2 separate regions of the Mus musculus genome follow, and region 1 is linked to region 2. The links are chromatin loops, found by intact Hi-C in ENCODE. Cell type or tissue: gastrocnemius. All regions are shown on one strand. Links, peaks and the distances in the headings refer to the core of each region. The heading gives the core; the rest is flanking DNA. Region 1 overlaps Fam155a (family with sequence similarity 155, member A). Region 2 has its middle 47 kb from the start of Lig4.

Region 1 (8,341 bases), core at 101-8,100, 580 kb before region 2:
CTAAAAACTACAATGGTGTGCCTTCACCAAGAGAACTGACCATGGGAGGTTCCTATCTCAATAAACATCACCCATGATTTTAATTCGCTCACTTGCACATTAAGGAGTGACTTACAACCCTTAGTCAGTTCTGTTTCTGTCATGATAAAACTTGCTTTTGTGAAATTCAAAGTCATTTTCGCTATGGGCGCAAGGGGAAAATTGATTTTTAAAGTTGAGGGCCACGAGTATGATCATGCTATTGTGGAGATGTGCAAATTTGCAAGTGGCTTGTGGCAACATGCAAGAGACAATTGCAGTTAGTTGCCTGGTAACTGAAGTTACTGCTTCCGTGGTGACTATGTGCCACCAGTAAGGAGAGAAGAAACAGAGGGACTTGTGTGCACTCCTATGTCAACACACTACTCTTAAAGTAAAAGCAATCAGAATTCAGAGAAAATGTACATAGAGAGGTTAGTCATGGCAGGCAAGGTGCTATCCTGAAGTATAAGTGAGATTCTAAATGGAACTGAGTCTCAACTAAGCCAAGGTGCTTACATCTCGTAAGAAACCAGATAATGTGCTTCTTCACTTCAATATAAAACCCACTGCAGCTATCCAATCCACTTGTGGAAAAACTGCTAATGAGAGAGATATCACACCCTTTCACACTGAGAAAACTGCTGGAGGCTTAGTCGCAATCTACCAAGATCAGCTAATCTTTCTGTTTTTTAGAGTATGGAAATTTCCAGCCCAAGAAAAGTGAAGAGAATTCTGTGTGAATCCTCATGGACCTACCACCTGGCTCACCTCACACCACCTGACATTTGCTCCAGATCCTGTACACCTCTGAGTTATTTTGAACATCAGCTTATATATAAATAACACTGTTTTTTGTAAAAAAAAAAAAAGTATTTTGACACATTTTATTATTTTTTTAAAGTAAGCTCAAAAATTCATTAGCAGAAATTCTGTCAAGTTGCATAGCTCATGAATAAATGGGTGAGGTAAATTATGGGTCTTTGGGATTTCTTGTTATTAGAATGTGATCCATCGACACTGAATGATCAACCAAAGACAAGTCTGTTGATATGTGATAAGAGACTCTGATCATGGCATTCACATGATCATGAAAAAAAAATGGCTCTATTTGATTCCTAGAATTTTCACGTTAGGAGCAAAATACCAGTCTTTGGCTTAATGCTGCACAAATATGTTGTGTCTTAGCTCAGTGGGGAGGAAGCCTGAAAGTAAGGAGTTGCTAAGGCTGCCGTCCTGGCTTCCTCCTCCTGTCCGTCACCTGTAGGGTCAAATCTCTGTCTCAGCTTCTGCTGGCAACCAGAAGTCTTTACTGTCCTTGGCTTGCAACTACATCAGCTTTTGCTGTCTCGTCACAATTTTCTGTTCTTATTTGGACATCAGCAAAAGGAGATTGGAGCTTTTCTTAATGACCTTACACCAACTGAATTATCTACAAGGACTTTATCTCCAAATGAGGTTTCACATTCTGGGGATCAATGACTCAATGCACCCGTTTGGGAAAACACAATTCAGCCAAAACCAATGTGTTCCAGGCCTGTGTCACCATGCTTCTATTAGACTTTCCTGAGCTTAAACCTACATTGAAACTGTTTTTTGAAAGTCTGGCTCTGCCTTGGACTGAGCAGTCCTGTCCCGAGCCACTTTCCTGAAAGAATGTTAAGCATTCCAGCCTCACCTGCCCAATGTTCAGCTGGGCTGAACTAAGGTGGGACTAAGTGTTCTGTACAAACATTCCGTATGGGTACATTGCATCTACATTCACCTTCCGTGACCATCCCTGACTGTCCATTTAGACACATAGGATTGGGTACTAAGGGTTCTGATATGCAGACACACTAAACTGCTGTGTTCTCGCCACCCAATACAGCCAGTTCTGTGGCATGTGGGCCCAATGCTCCAACATGTTTTGAACAACAACAAAAAGGAGTTTAAATAGTGAAATGGGTTTGAAGCAAAAAAGCCAGAATTTCTTTCCACAGAGGTAAAGGAGCTTACCTTTCATATGGAAATGAGGCCAGGCACAATCTGTCACAAGATTCCTGCTGCCTGACAGCCTGACCTTGGAGAGTGTCATTTTAGCATTCAAACAGAATGGAGGTGCCTTTCATCATTCGTGAATTATAGGACTTTATTTCTTTCTATCTTTGCCCCACAGAAAGACGGGTAGCAAGTTTATTTGGAAAGGTCTCCCCAAACATATCATAGTGCTTATGGATTTAATGGACAAGTTTGAAACGGTACAAAGGCGCACACTGCACTATGCCTTCCCTACAGTCTGCCTGCACTGGGGAACCATGACTAGGTACTTGCCTCTTAGCTCCTCATCTCTGCCATTCAGTCACCAGCTCAGTGCGTGCCTGGCTTTCCTACAGGCAGCTGTGAAGGTTTGTTGTGGTTTGTTTGCTGTTTGCTTGTATTTGTTTGTTTTGTCTAGTTTTAAAGAGAGAAAGGAGTGGAGTTGGATGAGTGGGGATGTGGGAAGGATCTGGGAGGAAATTTGATCGACACTAATGAACACAGCAAACAGGGCAGGAAACGTGAGACCCTGACTCTACACAAGGAAACCCAGCGAGCATAGTAAAGCTAAGAGCAGGAGAGGCGACCTTCCCCATGGAAGAGCGCATCAACCGGCTGCCCAGTGCCAAAGCTCATCTCTGAAAACATTCACACAAGCAACGTTATATGGACTCAACAGCTTATAATTAGAAATAGACATGTATGTATAAATACTCACATGCATTCAGTAAAAATTGGTGACATAAGAGGCCGGGAATTTGAAGGAGAGCAAGCAGGGGATGGGGGTGGGGGGAGGAGTGTTGGTGGGAGATAAAGAAAGGATAAAAGTTGTAATTAAATTATAATCTCAAAAAATCAAACAAACATAAGTATAATACCTACAAGGAATAAACTTTTAAGGATTTGTAAACGAAAAGTAGATCTGGACTTGGACTCTTGGGAGAGGAACTGGGTTAACAAAAGATGGGAGTGTGTAGAGAGGAGGAGAGGCCAGGGCAGACTGCTGATTAAGGATGGAATCGATGGAACCAGTCAGAGCACACACTTGAGGGATGGCTTGCCACTCACTCCAGTGAGAGAGGATGTCGCTCTCCAATCCTAACTCTCTGTGCTCTGCCGCTTCTCCCATAGCAGCGGGAGGATGGACCCTCACAGGAATCAACCAGATGGCTTAGTGGCATTTCTTCTAGACAGGTCCAATTAAAGCATCTATCTCTCCAAATGCCCAAGACTCAGCCCTTTGACCATAGAAGGGACTATTCGCCTGTCACTCTGAGCCTCAGCATGGTCTCTGAAATAGCCACCAGGGGGCAGCATGACCATCTCTGACCCTGACCCCATCCAAGGTAAAATTTTCGTCTGACTCTTCATGTGTGGTTTTAACTGAGAAGAGCCAGCTTCATCTGCTAAGCACAGAAGAAGGCTAAATTTATAACTCAAAAGTTTGTGTAACTACTGTATTGCATTTTTCATTCATAAAATATTTGTAAAACCTATCCCATGCACTCAATACATTTAATATTGTGGTTAAGATACTTTAAAATGGGACAGATTTTCCTCTTGTCCTCTAACGCTTCCTTATTTGAGTTGTCTTTTTCTGGATGAGGTGATTAAATTATATTCAGATATTTACTTTTGTGCAACATTATTATGGCTCCCTAAAACATATATTTCTCGCACAGTTTTGTAACAAAGAGGAGTATTCATGGTGCCCTGACCTTCTGTACTGGCATCAAAACCCTGCTCTGCTCCAGCCCACAAAAACCAAGCAGCACCTCTCCAGCCATGTCTATCCCTGGCAGTCTTTGAAGAATAATCCATCTCTAAGTTCATCTGAGATCATGGGGCTGCTTTCAGGGGCAGGTTTACCTGCTACAACTGTGTAACTACACTAGAGAACATTCGGTCTGTTCCCTTAGAGTCCAACAGGGAACCGATAAACAGTGTATCAAAATTCGAAACATAATTTATCTCTTGATGTTTCCAGGTTGGATTGGAAGAGAAGCTGTATGTGAAAGCCAACAACTTCAGTAATACCCAGCAACATCAGTTTTAGAGATTCTCTAATTATCATGGGGCTCACCTTCAGGAAAACAGAGCGAGGTGCTAAGATGTGTCCTCCTCTTCTGGGCACAGATGTTGACTCTGACTCTTACTTTCCATACGTTCAGAACAGAGAAGGGGTTTTTTGCATGATGCTTTGCTAAGTTATTCCCTGAGATAATGAGACTGACAGTATCTAGATGAGAAAAGGCATCTGCCTGTTGTGCAGGCTTGACAGGAGGTACTTTTGGTAGCACCACACCACACCACACTTTCCATTGCTTTTTTAGTAACTATACTTTGTGCAGCTTCTAATCATGCATACAAATGTCATAATTTCATTTTCTTGGAAGGTATACATGTCTATAAATTAAACATATATTATTTAAATAGGATGTCACACTTACAGTCTTAACAATTATGATTCAAAGACTATAAATCAGCAAGGATTACAAGTAGCATGGGCTCTGTGATTGTGCATGTGCGTGCCAACTGGGAGGCTGGAGACAACATCCATTCCTACCCCAGCACACCATTAAATACACAAAGGCTTTCCGTGACATTTTCTATTTGGCCAAGCTAATGAAGATGCAGTGGGAATTCTTTCAATATTTCTCATGTTCTCAAAAATAACAAGGAAGCACTTGGTCACATCCCAAAGTATATCTTTTTTTTTTAATGTGTGTTAAAGAAGAAAAAGCAATCCAGAAAACATCTGTCATGGAGATAATTAGGAAATGCTTTATCTTCGGAATTCTTCCAGTTTCAGTCATTAGTTACTGGGCTCCACTTGCTATCATCAACCGGGGGGAGACAAAGAATAATGGCGATATATGGAAACCTTAGGGTGGATGTTTAAATGATTTAATTCTGCTGTTAGTACTATGGGAGGGAGAAGCAAAAATGGCTGCAAGTTTTCACAACCAAGTGGCTCATCCCTTCCGACAAACTCTTATAGAATAACTAGAGAGAAAGGCAATAGGACATTCTAGAGAAGGTCTAGAAAGGATATAGTCAATTGGAAAATATGAAGGACCTGGGGAAGGAGACAGGCAAAGCAGCTATCCTGCAGGACTTCCATGTGCTCATGAAACATATGAATCCTGCAGACACGAGGAACACTTGGATTTCACGGATAGGATTGTGTGTGTCTCCAGGGCCAGGTCAAGTAGAATTCTGCAGCTTTAGCCTCAATCTTCCTGAATTTCTCTTCCAGCAAACCAGAGCCTGTCTGAGAACAGGCACATAGCTCTTCCCCATGATCCTCTCCACCCTGTACTCCAGCCCTAAATCTCCAGGGAATCTTCAGATCACTGCAGCTCAATAATGACCTCTGTGGAGGATCATGGCAGACCTGCCTGGTAGTGGTCTCAGAAGTCCTGACACACAAAAACCCATTGAGATGACAGATATGGGACACTTTAGGCCACTGCCTTCTAGAAGAGTAGATGTCGTGATGGGCTGATGACTGCTGAGGCTAAGACAACCCTCACTTCTCATCTGATTGTTCTATGGCTTGGTTTCATGCCATCCCATTGACCTGTGCCCATTCATATCTGCCTCATCCATGGCTCTCAGTGAGTACCCGAAGAGCCAGCCTGCTTCCATCTTAGAACTAAAAGCATCTTAGAAAAAAGACAAACTAGGTTTATAATGATTGGGCCTCTCTGTTTCTCGAGGGTTGGGCTGTGCTTTGCCTGCAGTCTTCACACAGCACAGGTGTCTGTGGAACCCCCCTTCACAGCGAAGTTAGCCTTTTTCTCACTGTTCTCACTGAGGAGTTTGTCAGGCAGGATCTCTTTTCCTCAGTTCCACCTTCCCAGTCTCCTGCTTTCTTCTTCCTGAGCCTTCCTATTTTAATCAGACACGGCTTGGCATGTACCAGACAGCAAGTTCCTGGCTCCTCCCAGAGCTCAGCAAAAAACACCTTTTGTTTGATTCTCTGTGGAAACAAACAGGGGGATGATTAAAAAATAAAATAATTAAAAAACAAGAATAAAAACAGAAAAAGTTTCATTTCTTTTTTGTTTTTGTTTTTTTCTCTTTGAAGAATAAACCAAGAGGTATTTTTTTTTTTTTCCATTTTTTATTAGGTATTTAGCTCATTTACATTTCCAATGCTATACCAAAAGTCCCCCTTACCCACCCACCCCCACTCCCCTACCCACCCACTCCCCCCCTTTGGCCCTGGCGTTCCCCTGTACCGGGGCACACAAAGTCTGCGTGTCCAATGGGCCTCTCTTTCCAGTGATGGCCGACTAGGCCATCTTTTGATACATATGCAGCTAGAGTCAAGAGCTCAGGGGTACTGGTTAGTTCATAATGTTGTTCCACCTATAGGGTTGAAGATCCCTTTAGCTCCTTGGGTACTTTCTCTAGCTCCTCCATTGGGAGCCCTGTGATCCATCCATTAGCTGACTGTGAGCATCCACTTCTGTGTTTGCTAGGCCCCGGCATAGTCTCACAAGAGACAGCTACATCTGGGTCCTTTCAGTAAAATCTTGCTAGTGTATGCAATGGTGTCAGCATTTGGAAGCTGATTATGGGGTGGATCCCTGGATATGGCAGTCTCTACATGGTCCATCCTTTCATCTCAGCTCCATACTTTGTTTCTGTAACTCCTTCCATGGGTGTTTTGTTCCCACTTCTAAGGAGGGGCATAGTGTCCACACTTCAGTCTTCATTTTTCTTGAGTTTCATGTGTTTAGGAAATTGTATCTTATATCGTGGGTATCCTAGGTTTTGGGCTAGTATCCACTTATCAGTGAGTACATATTGTGTGAGTTCCTTTGTGATTGTGTTACCTCACTCAGGATGATGCTCTCCAGGTCCATCCATTTGGCTAGGAATTTCATAAATTCATTCTTTTTAATAGCTGAGTAGTACTCCATTGTGTAGATGTACCACATTTTCTGTATCCATTCCTCTGTTGAGGGGCATCTGGGTTCTTTCCAGTTTCTGGCTATTATAAATAAGGCTGCTATGAACATAGTGGAGCATGTGTCCTTCTTACCAGTTGGGGCTTCTTCTGGATATATGCCCAGGAGAGGTATTGCTGGATCCTCCGGTAGTACTATGTCCAATTTTCTGAGGAACCGCCAGACTGATTTCCAGAGTGGTTGTACAAGCCTGCAATCCCACCAACAATGGAGGAGTGTTCCTCTTTCTCCACATCCTCGCCAGCATCTGCTGTCACCTGAATTTTTGATCTTAGCCATTCTCACTGGTGTGAGGTGGAATCTCAGGGTTGTTTTGATTTGCATTTCCCTGATGATTAAGGATGTTGAACATTTTTTCAGGTGCTTCTCTGCCATTCGGTATTCCTCAGGTGAGAATTCTTTGTTCAGTTCTGAGCCCCATTTTTTAAGGGGGTTATTTGATTTTCTGAGGTCCACCTTCTTGAGTTCTTTATATATGCTGGATATTAGTCCCCTATCTGATTTAGGATAGGTAAAGATCCTTTCCCAGTCTGTTGGTGGTCTTTTTGTCTTATAGACAGTGTCTTTTGCCTTGCAGAAACTTTGGAGTTTCATTAGGTCCCATTTGTCAATTCTCGATCTTACAGCACAAGCCATTGCTGTTCTGTTCAGGAATTTTTCCCCTGTGCCCATATCTTCAAGGCTTTTCCCCACTTTCTCCTCTATAAGTTTCAGTGTCTCTGGTTTTATGTGAAGTTCCTTGATCCACTTAGATTTGACCTTAGTACAAGGAGATAAGTATGGATCGATTCGCATTCTTCTACATGATAACAACCAGTTGTGCCAGCACCAATTGTTGAAAATGCTGTCTTTCTTCCACTGGATGGTTTTGGCTCCCTTGTCGAAGATCAAGTGACCATAGGTGTGTGGGTTCATTTCTGGGTCTTCAATTCTATTCCATTGGTCCACTTGTCTGTCTCTATACCAGTACCATGCAGTTTTTATCACAATTGCTCTGTAGTAAAGCTTTAGGTCAGGCATGGTGATTCCACCAGAGGTTCTTTTATCCTTGAGAAGAGTTTTTGCTATCCTCGGTTTTTTGTTATTCCAGATGAATTTGCAAATTGCTCCTTCTAATTCGTTGAAGAATTGAGTTGGAATTTTAATGGGGATTGCATTGAATCTGTAGATTGCTTTTGGCAAGATAGCCATTTTTACAATGTTGGTCCTGCCAATCCATGAGCATGGGAGATCTTTCCATCTTCTGAGATCTTCTTTAATTTCTTTCTTCAGGGACTTGAAGTTTTTATCATACAGATCTTTCACTTCCTTCGTTAGAGTCA
Region 2 (8,341 bases), core at 324-8,323:
ATGGGAGCCAACACATATGTAGACTAATTACTGAATATAAAACACTAAATAACATGGTATAAAAAGAAAAAGAAATATGACACTGTGCCAACTAGGGTTGGAAGAAACTCGGTGACATATTACAGACATCATGTCCATTGACCATAGAGTAATAATCACCCCTAACTCTTGTCATTGGCAAAGGACATGTGACAGAGTCTGGGCCATGAATTGTGAATGGAAGTTACCTGTGTCATGAACAGGAGGAGACAGGAAAAAAAGTCATTGTCAAGTTCTCTAGTTTTAACTTACAATCACTAAGGCAACCAAGGCATCATAGGACTACAATAGTCCAAACCCAAGACCAAAGCATCCCAGGCTGTGGCCCCACTTCATGGTGATGTGGGGTTAGAATAATACAGTAGGCACAGAGACCTAAGGCAGGCTCCCATAGTTGGTTACTTCTTGTTCCCAGAAGACTGAGGAGAATCAACGGGCAGGCACAGGGTCAATACCTAGACATGGCGATAAACACAAGGAGAAGTCCCAAGGACCCTTTTATACAGAGAAACCCTGTCTCGGAAAAAAAAAAAAATACCCAAGCTAGCCTGCATCGAAAGGACTTCCAGTCTTAGGCTTCTCACATGCTGACAGTATAAAGTTTCCCTTTCTCTGTAACTTGCTCTTCCATCTTTCTAGATGTTCTTTCTTTGTGCCAGGGAACAAACTCAGGAATCCCTTAGACCACTACCATTATCTGCCTTGCAGGAATGGTGCTAGGGATTTGCCTTGCTACCTACTAGATGTTTCCTGACCAAGTGTGAACATTTGGTGCACACGTAGAAACATCGAAGTGAACACCAATGGCAGATACAATTAACACCATATCCATAAAACAGATAGCTGTGGAGTAAGGCATTAACTTGTGTTGAGCTTAGGTCATCAGCAATAAGCTTTACCCCAGCCTTATCCAGCTCATCTCTCATTAACAGTCTAAATTCAGTGAACCCATGAACCCCTTTAGTACCCAGCTCACCTATAGATATTCTAACCTCCTTACACCTCAAAAATCAAGGCTCTTTATCTGTGCACCTGCTATCACCACACTGTTCCCTGGAAGCCTTCCAAGCAACCACTGCTTATACATGCTGTCTTCTAATGTGCACCTACAGCCATGAGTTCCTGAACCTAGAACAGGCTGTTTCTGCTCATCTGCTATTTGCAAATCACCAAAACAGATTAATACTGAAATTGTCTGTTTATGAAATCTGCCACCTCCACTGGGTTATAAGATATTTGAATTATTTCTGATATTTGTAATATGTATATATAATAAATCAGGAGATAATCTGAGGTTATTAAATGTAAGAATATATTAAAGATGGGTAGGCTGTGCATTTTGTCCTTTGATTTTAATTCTGCCCCCACAGCATCTTGCTTAGTTCCAGTGGACAGCAGGACTTTCATATATTAACACATTTGACATGAATAATGAGCTGTATTATAATAGGGTAAAATTATATGAATAATTAAAGTTTCAGTCAAGGTCTATAATAGAGAACATGGCTTTCTTCCACTTAGAAAGGGCACAGAATACTTGCTAAATGGCAAGACTGACGACTTGTTAATACCCTAGGAAAAGTGTGGCCATTAACACTTGTCTATTTTGCCTCCCATGGAAGGTCTGTGTCCACTGAGCCTTAATATGTTGGCTCATGAAATCCAATTCTCTTGTTGCTTTGTGTTTACTTATTAGATGTTCATTAGCACTGATAGCCACAAGTCTGGTTTGATGATCCACACGATGGAAGGCGTAGTTCCTTCTCTAAAACTGTAGAATCTTAGAGAGAGAGAATAGGGGTGACTTCATGAGTATGTATAGAACAAATAAAATGTGTCCTTACTGGAGGCTGAAAGCCAAGGCAAAGACTGACACTTCCACTCCATTAAATAGCAATACTCTAATGGTCAGAGGAGAATGTCTCCTAAAAATAAATGCCTAAAATAATGATTATTATTGGTGAAGTCCTAAGATCATAAGACATAATAAATGTTGGAAATAGGATTGAATAAAGTCACTGAAGCAGGGGACCTGTGTGCCAACACATTACCCTTGTGTTAGCTGGAATTTGACATAACAGGATAATCTCTTCTCTAAGTATAATTTATAGACCTCAGAATCCATTTACAGAAAATCTATAAAGTTCCCTCCAGGTTACAGTGATAGATAACTATTACTAAGGAAACCAAGGAGTGTTTCCCACACTGACCTCTCACTCCACATTTTCCCCACATTGTACTTCTGGAGTACACATTTCTTGAGGCTGATCGGTGTAAGCACCCACACTGAAGTGCATACCATAAGTGAGAAGTCTCTACAGATCAGTCATGTCAAAGGAAAAACAGGGTCTTAAGAGATGAATTTTAAACTGTAGTCACTTTGATTTCCTATCTAAAGGCAGTTTTTTTTTCATCCAAGGACTAAACTGCATGATGTTTATGGTAAAGGGTCATGCATGGCCTGTCCTCGGGTATCATTCACCCAGATACTCTATGCTTTAAAGGAACCTTTATATTTGGGACAATAGCCTTGTAGAAGCTTGTGGCACAGTTAGTGCCTAGTGTCTACCTTGAAATAGCAGATATTCTTTAACATCTGGAGTGTGTGGTCACTTGCTTATGAGAGTGTATTGCTTTGCAATATTATCACAATCTATCATGATTATCTCTCAGACTTGTGGCCTTGAGCTAGGTGCTCTGTATCTGGCTCCTTTATCTGATTTCTGTAAATGACCCACAGTCAGGACTCCACGTGGTTAAAAGGTATCACTGCAAGAGAATCTAAATTTATCTAGTTGAGACAGAACTCACTGAGGACACAGAAAAAAGAAAGCATACACATAAATAAACTTAACTAACAAATAAATAAATTAGAACTTAAGTGAAAGTGACAGTTTATATAATACTTGGTGATACATAATGGAATTGAAATCTTTCTGAGGAATCAACAACTTGGAGGTGACAGAAAGGACACATATTTCCAGAACGGCGTCCCTCTTTTACTTTCACTTCAGCATTTCAAAAAGTAAGCACCTTAAAAATGCGTCCCCCATGGAAGGATGTAAATGCCACATGGCAGAATGTCATCCTCATTCTGCATAGCCTATGGTTGGATTATTCTGACTCAAATGGAACTTCCCTCAATGTGCTGGAAAGGTATGAAGGCGTAACTTTCAAACAGACCAATGAAGAGAATCTTGTGCAATCAAAAAACACTGATGAGTGAGCATACATTCAGTGCTGCTGTGTAGTCTAGGTGTGTGCATGTGCACACATGAGTGTATGCATGGGTGTGCATATGCATGCGTGTGCACACACATACATGTGCATGTTTGTGTGTGTGTGTGTGTTTATTTAATTCTACTGGAATGGATATTGTGCCTGTATGCAGGTCTGTGCATCTCATAAACGCCTGCTGCTCATGAAGGGTATTCTTCTAGAGTGTGGAATTCTCTGAAACTGGAGATCGTGAGCCATCATGTGGATGCTAGGAATTGATCCAAACTTCCCTGAAAGAGCAACAAGTGCTCCTAACCACTGAGCAATCTCTCTAGCTTCTGGGGCGGTTTTTTTTTTTTTTTTTAATTTGAAATTGTAAGGAGAACGTTCATAGAAAAAAAAAAAAGTAACATTGTACCACCTAAGAAATGATTGTTAAAATAAAAAGGAAAAACAGTCAGTAAACAAATAAAACAAAAATGATTCCCATGTGAAAAAAAAAAGGTTATAAGGGACCTAACACAACATAAAGAAAGGAGTCTAATGAAGGGCAATGGGAATATTGAACAAATCACATAAAACAGAGCATCCCCTGGATCCTCAGTATCCAGCGGATCAGCAGAGGTCCTGGGGCCTGCGAGATGCTCGGCAGGTAAAGAGATGTGCTGCCAAGCCCAGCGCGCGGAGTTACACACACACACACACACACACACACACACACACACACATGCACACGCACACGCACACACACACACACGCGCGCACACACACACACGTACAAAAACATAGATCTCAGCCCTGGTAGTCATCTCCTTTCTGGAGCTATGAAATGGGGGCATTGGAGCCTGGGGAGGCTAAGGAAAGTCTCCAGCTATGTGAAGATGGGTTGGGACAGTCACGGAGCATGGAGAGTAATGCCAGGGACAGCCTGAAACAAACACCAGGTAGGGTGAAGCCCTGGGAATGACACAGCCTGGGTGCACTAGAGCCAGGACCTGAGGCTCCTCCATGCCACACTTCTACCCATCAAATCCAATACTGCCTTCAAGTGAGTCTTCCTTAACTTAAAATACAAAATATTCTAAGGAATGCGCATGAAAGCCGATATTTTCTCAAACCATTTCCTTTTTTTTCTCTCTTTTTTAAAAAAAAATATCTTACAGACTGCTTTAGAGTCATCCACAGACAGCTCCAAATTATGGAAATCCGCAGTTATAAAACAGGAAGAAACTCCTCTACTTATAAATAATTCATGATGGGACTCCACTGCATTATAATCTACCCCGGTATATTTTAAGTGGAAACTGAGTTATAAACGATGTCTATTCTCTTAATGTACTAGCCTTTGACTCTGAGGATCCCACAGTGAGTGAAGTTTTTTTATATGAATTGTCTCCCTCAATCTAGGAAAGCGAACACAGCTGGTGTGGGCCAGGAGGATGCTTTTAGGAGCTGACGTCCATCCTCAGCCAGATGACACTAATACTGGCTGGCTTTGCCGTCTTCCACAGTCATGCCGGTGGCATATGTCCAGGGTACCACTCACTTGTCACCCTGTCTCCTACACTGCAAACCCCACACACTGTCTGGCGACCACACAGGTTCTGCAGCCTCGCTGCCAAGTGAGTTTTGGACTTCTCGGGAGACAGATTGAGCTTAAAAGTGCCCACACGTACTGAAGCTACAACATTTGGGAGGGAATTTAAACACGTGGAGTCTTTGGTTTAACATGAGAAAGTGGGAATAATAAACACCCACATGCTCTAAGTGGTGAACAAGAAGACTCTCTGCATCCGATTACTATTCTATAGCCCTGTCTGAGCCGCATCAGTCCTTCTTTTCCCCTATTCTGCTAATTTATAAGCCTGATCATCTATTTCCCAAGTGTAAAATCTCTCAAGGACTCCTTAAAGAATACAGATTAGTCCTTGGATCAGGGTTTTCAAGCCTGTGCATGCCCTGGCCTAACCCCTGACTCACTTCTGCTCTCTTGGCCATCTAGAAATGTCAGATGCACCCATGGCTACAAAGCACAGATCCCAACTTAAACAGCCCAATATTTCCTAAATACAACTGAACTTCAGTACCCAGGCACTGTTCTCAGAGTGCATACATAGGCTACTTCCTCTGTCCCCTCTGATTGATGTAAATCTTCTCAAAGCCCCAGCTTGGTTTTGCAATTCAGGACTGTCATTTTCAAGAAACACGGAGTCATCCTTTGAAATGTGAGCATCAGGAAAGCAGCCCTGCATCTATCAATGCCTCTTTAACATGCCCTTCTATGTTTACCACAGACCCCCGGAGTATGTTTTAAAAATAAGATACAGAACAGTTTAGTATAATAGTTGCAGAAACACAAAAAACAAAGGCAAAAGATGCAAGATGAATTCATGAGTATTGAGAACTGTATTAGTTTCTTCTGTATCGTTGTGATCAAAACACCAAATGAGAACACTTTATCAAAAAGTGATTTCCGCAGTGTCTCACAAGCAGCTATGGCAGCTTGGACTCATGCACTTGAGCAAAATGCAATGGTGGCATGTGTGCAAAAAAGAAGCAGCCCTCTACCTCATGGAGGACAGAAGGCAGAAAGAGGAAAGATGGGCCATGTGTGAGCTCTGCAATTATCTCTACCAGTCACCTACTTCCTCCAGGTAAGAACTTATATTAGCAAGGATTTTCTAGAGAAACAATTTATAGAGTAGATATATAGATAGATATATAGATAGATAGATAGATAGATACATTAATAATTCGTAGATACATGGCTACCTAGATGATTTAGATTAGATAGAGATAAAGGATTTATTAGAATGGCTTACAGGTTTTGGTCCAGCTAGTCGAACAATGGCTGCCAAACAATGGAAGGACCAAGTATTCAAGGCTGGATGGCTTTCCTGGTTTTTAGTATCCATCAGAATCCCAAAGAAGTAAGCTTTAATGCTAGTGAAGGAATGGAGTTGCTGGCCAGAGTGAGGGCAAACAGGCAAAGAGAAAGAAAGCAGGCTTCTTTCTTTTAATCTCCTTTATATAGGCTTCTAGCAGAAGGTATAGTTCAGATCAAAGATGGATCTTCACAACTCAAAGATGTAGATAAGAAGTGGATCTCCCCACTTCAAATGACTTAATGAAGAAAAAAAATCTCTCACAGGTTCACCCAGCCATTTCGGTTTTAGTTAATTCCAGGTGTAGTCAAGTTGACAACCAAAAACATCCATCATGGGGTCCACCTCCTTAAGCTTCACCATCTCCCTCAATAGTGCCAGCAGCAAAAGGGCAGCTGCCTCACACATGAGCCAGAGTGGGAATTGTAGGCAAACCACAGGCAAAGGTCTGGGGACATGTCACAAGGGAAAAATGTACTTATTCAAACTTCATAGGTCTTGAATCTGGGTGGAATCTTCCAGGAGTCTGATAGTAAATTACCCAGATGTCCCACTAACCACTGCTTGTTTGCAAGTTTTGACTTAGTAAGGGAACTGCCTCTCAAAGTCTGTCTTCAGGAGAAATTAAAGATAAGTATTTTTTCAGTTAAGCATTTTTTTTGATTTTTTTTAAAAATAATTAAAATTCTACCTGAAGATCTTTGTTTCTCCAAAAATTAATCAGGCTTCTGTATGAAAAATTATCTTTTTATTTATGTATTTCCATCCTCAGTCATTTATGCACATCTAGCATGATGCTAAGTATCTATTTTACACTTTATGTTCTATGATTCCAACTGCCCCAGCCTTGGAATTGACTGTCCTTTGTGTTTTCTCCATTGTCCTTTGGATGTGGCCCCGTTGCTGTGGGTCTCTCTGATACCCTCATGCACCATTTTAGTTAGAGTTTTACTGCTGTGAACAGACACCATGACCAAGACATCTCTTATAAAGGACAACATTATATTTAATTGGGGCTGGCTTACAGATTCAGAGGTTCAACCCATTATCATCAAGATGGGAGCATGGCAGTGTCCAGGCAGGCATGGTGTAGGAGAATCTGAGAGTCCTATATCTTGTTCTCAGGGAAAATAGGAGAATACTGATTTCTGGGCAGGTAGGATGCTAAAGCCCATGCCCACAATGACATACCTACTCTGACAAGGCTACACCTCCTAATAGTGCCACTCCCTGGGCCAGCATATTCAAACCACCACATGCACTTACTCTGCTTCTCCAATAGATGCTCCACCTATTTCCTGCACTGATCCTGGAATTGGCCATTTTCCCAGAAGCCCTTAGCTCCTCTTGTTGGCAACAAGAATTGAAACTAGCTATGCTCTGTGGTGCTGGGACACACTAATTCTCTTATGCCCTCTGAGCTGACAGAGCAAAGAAGTATGCAGCTCTAGTGGGGGTGAGATAGTTCTCTCTTTAGCTTGTGAATTGAGAATAGTTTAATGTTTTGACACTTTCAGAGTTGTGGTCTCTTCTGTCTTGCACACTTCTCAGGGCCTGGCCCTCAAGCTCTCAGATGGCACCGCTGAGAGTCCATGATGTCTATCAGATCCTTCCTTCCTTCATGACAGCTCGTTTCTCTAGTGCTTAGGAAAGTCCCACCTACTCCTCAAACTGAATCTCTTGGACAGTAAAGGCTGAGGGAGGACAAGTGACTCAGACTGCCTAGGTCCTCTCTCCAAGCCCTAGCTGGATTGATTAACAATCTAAATCAAATGTTGCATCCTGACTGCTCTGAGACAGTCTGAAGCAGTGCCCAGCTGTTCCATTCTGATGGGGATTTTAAGCCTTTTGTCCAGCTTTATTTCAAAACCACTAAATGCTGCAGGGGAGCATAGAGTGTAGAATGGCAGGGTCCACACAATGCAGTTGGTTGCTCTCAGGCATTGTTGACCTTCAAGTTCAGTGGCCGGGGTAGATTTCCACTGCTGCTCAGGGTTGCTGTCTTGGCATTTATTTTAGCAGGGAGGTTACCTTACAGGGAGCTTAGAGAATGCTTTAAAATGCCGTGTTTTACATCTAGGATCGGAGACATTTGCTCTGCTAGATACCACCCATCATAGCGAAAATCAGAAACCCCAGCAAGGTGATCTTAAAGCCCACTTTGAGTACCTTATTAATCTGGCTTTAATTGCTCCAGG

The links. Peaks named below come from ENCODE experiments on the same cell type or tissue, not always from the same donor. Only the 100,000 strongest peaks of a DNase experiment are listed, where the experiment ranks them.
Region 1: it touches region 2 in a loop (4-fold over the local background); 15 of 42 quality-filtered maps call a loop at or near these places.

Annotation. Positions count from the first base shown.
Region 1 is chr8:9,345,633-9,353,973 of GRCm38, forward strand. All of the region lies in intron 1 of Fam155a (family with sequence similarity 155, member A), which reads right to left. Among named protein-coding and RNA genes, the nearest start is that of Gm39128, 180 kb to the left of the region's middle. In gastrocnemius, for the core only: a CTCF peak has its summit at 3,335 (motif pointing right); a DNase peak (open chromatin) is centred at 3,334.
Region 2 is chr8:9,925,458-9,933,798 of GRCm38, forward strand. No RefSeq gene overlaps it. Among named protein-coding and RNA genes, the nearest start is that of Lig4, 47 kb to the right of the region's middle. In gastrocnemius, for the core only: no CTCF peak of the experiment used is centred there; DNase peaks (open chromatin) are centred at 4,802 and 7,466.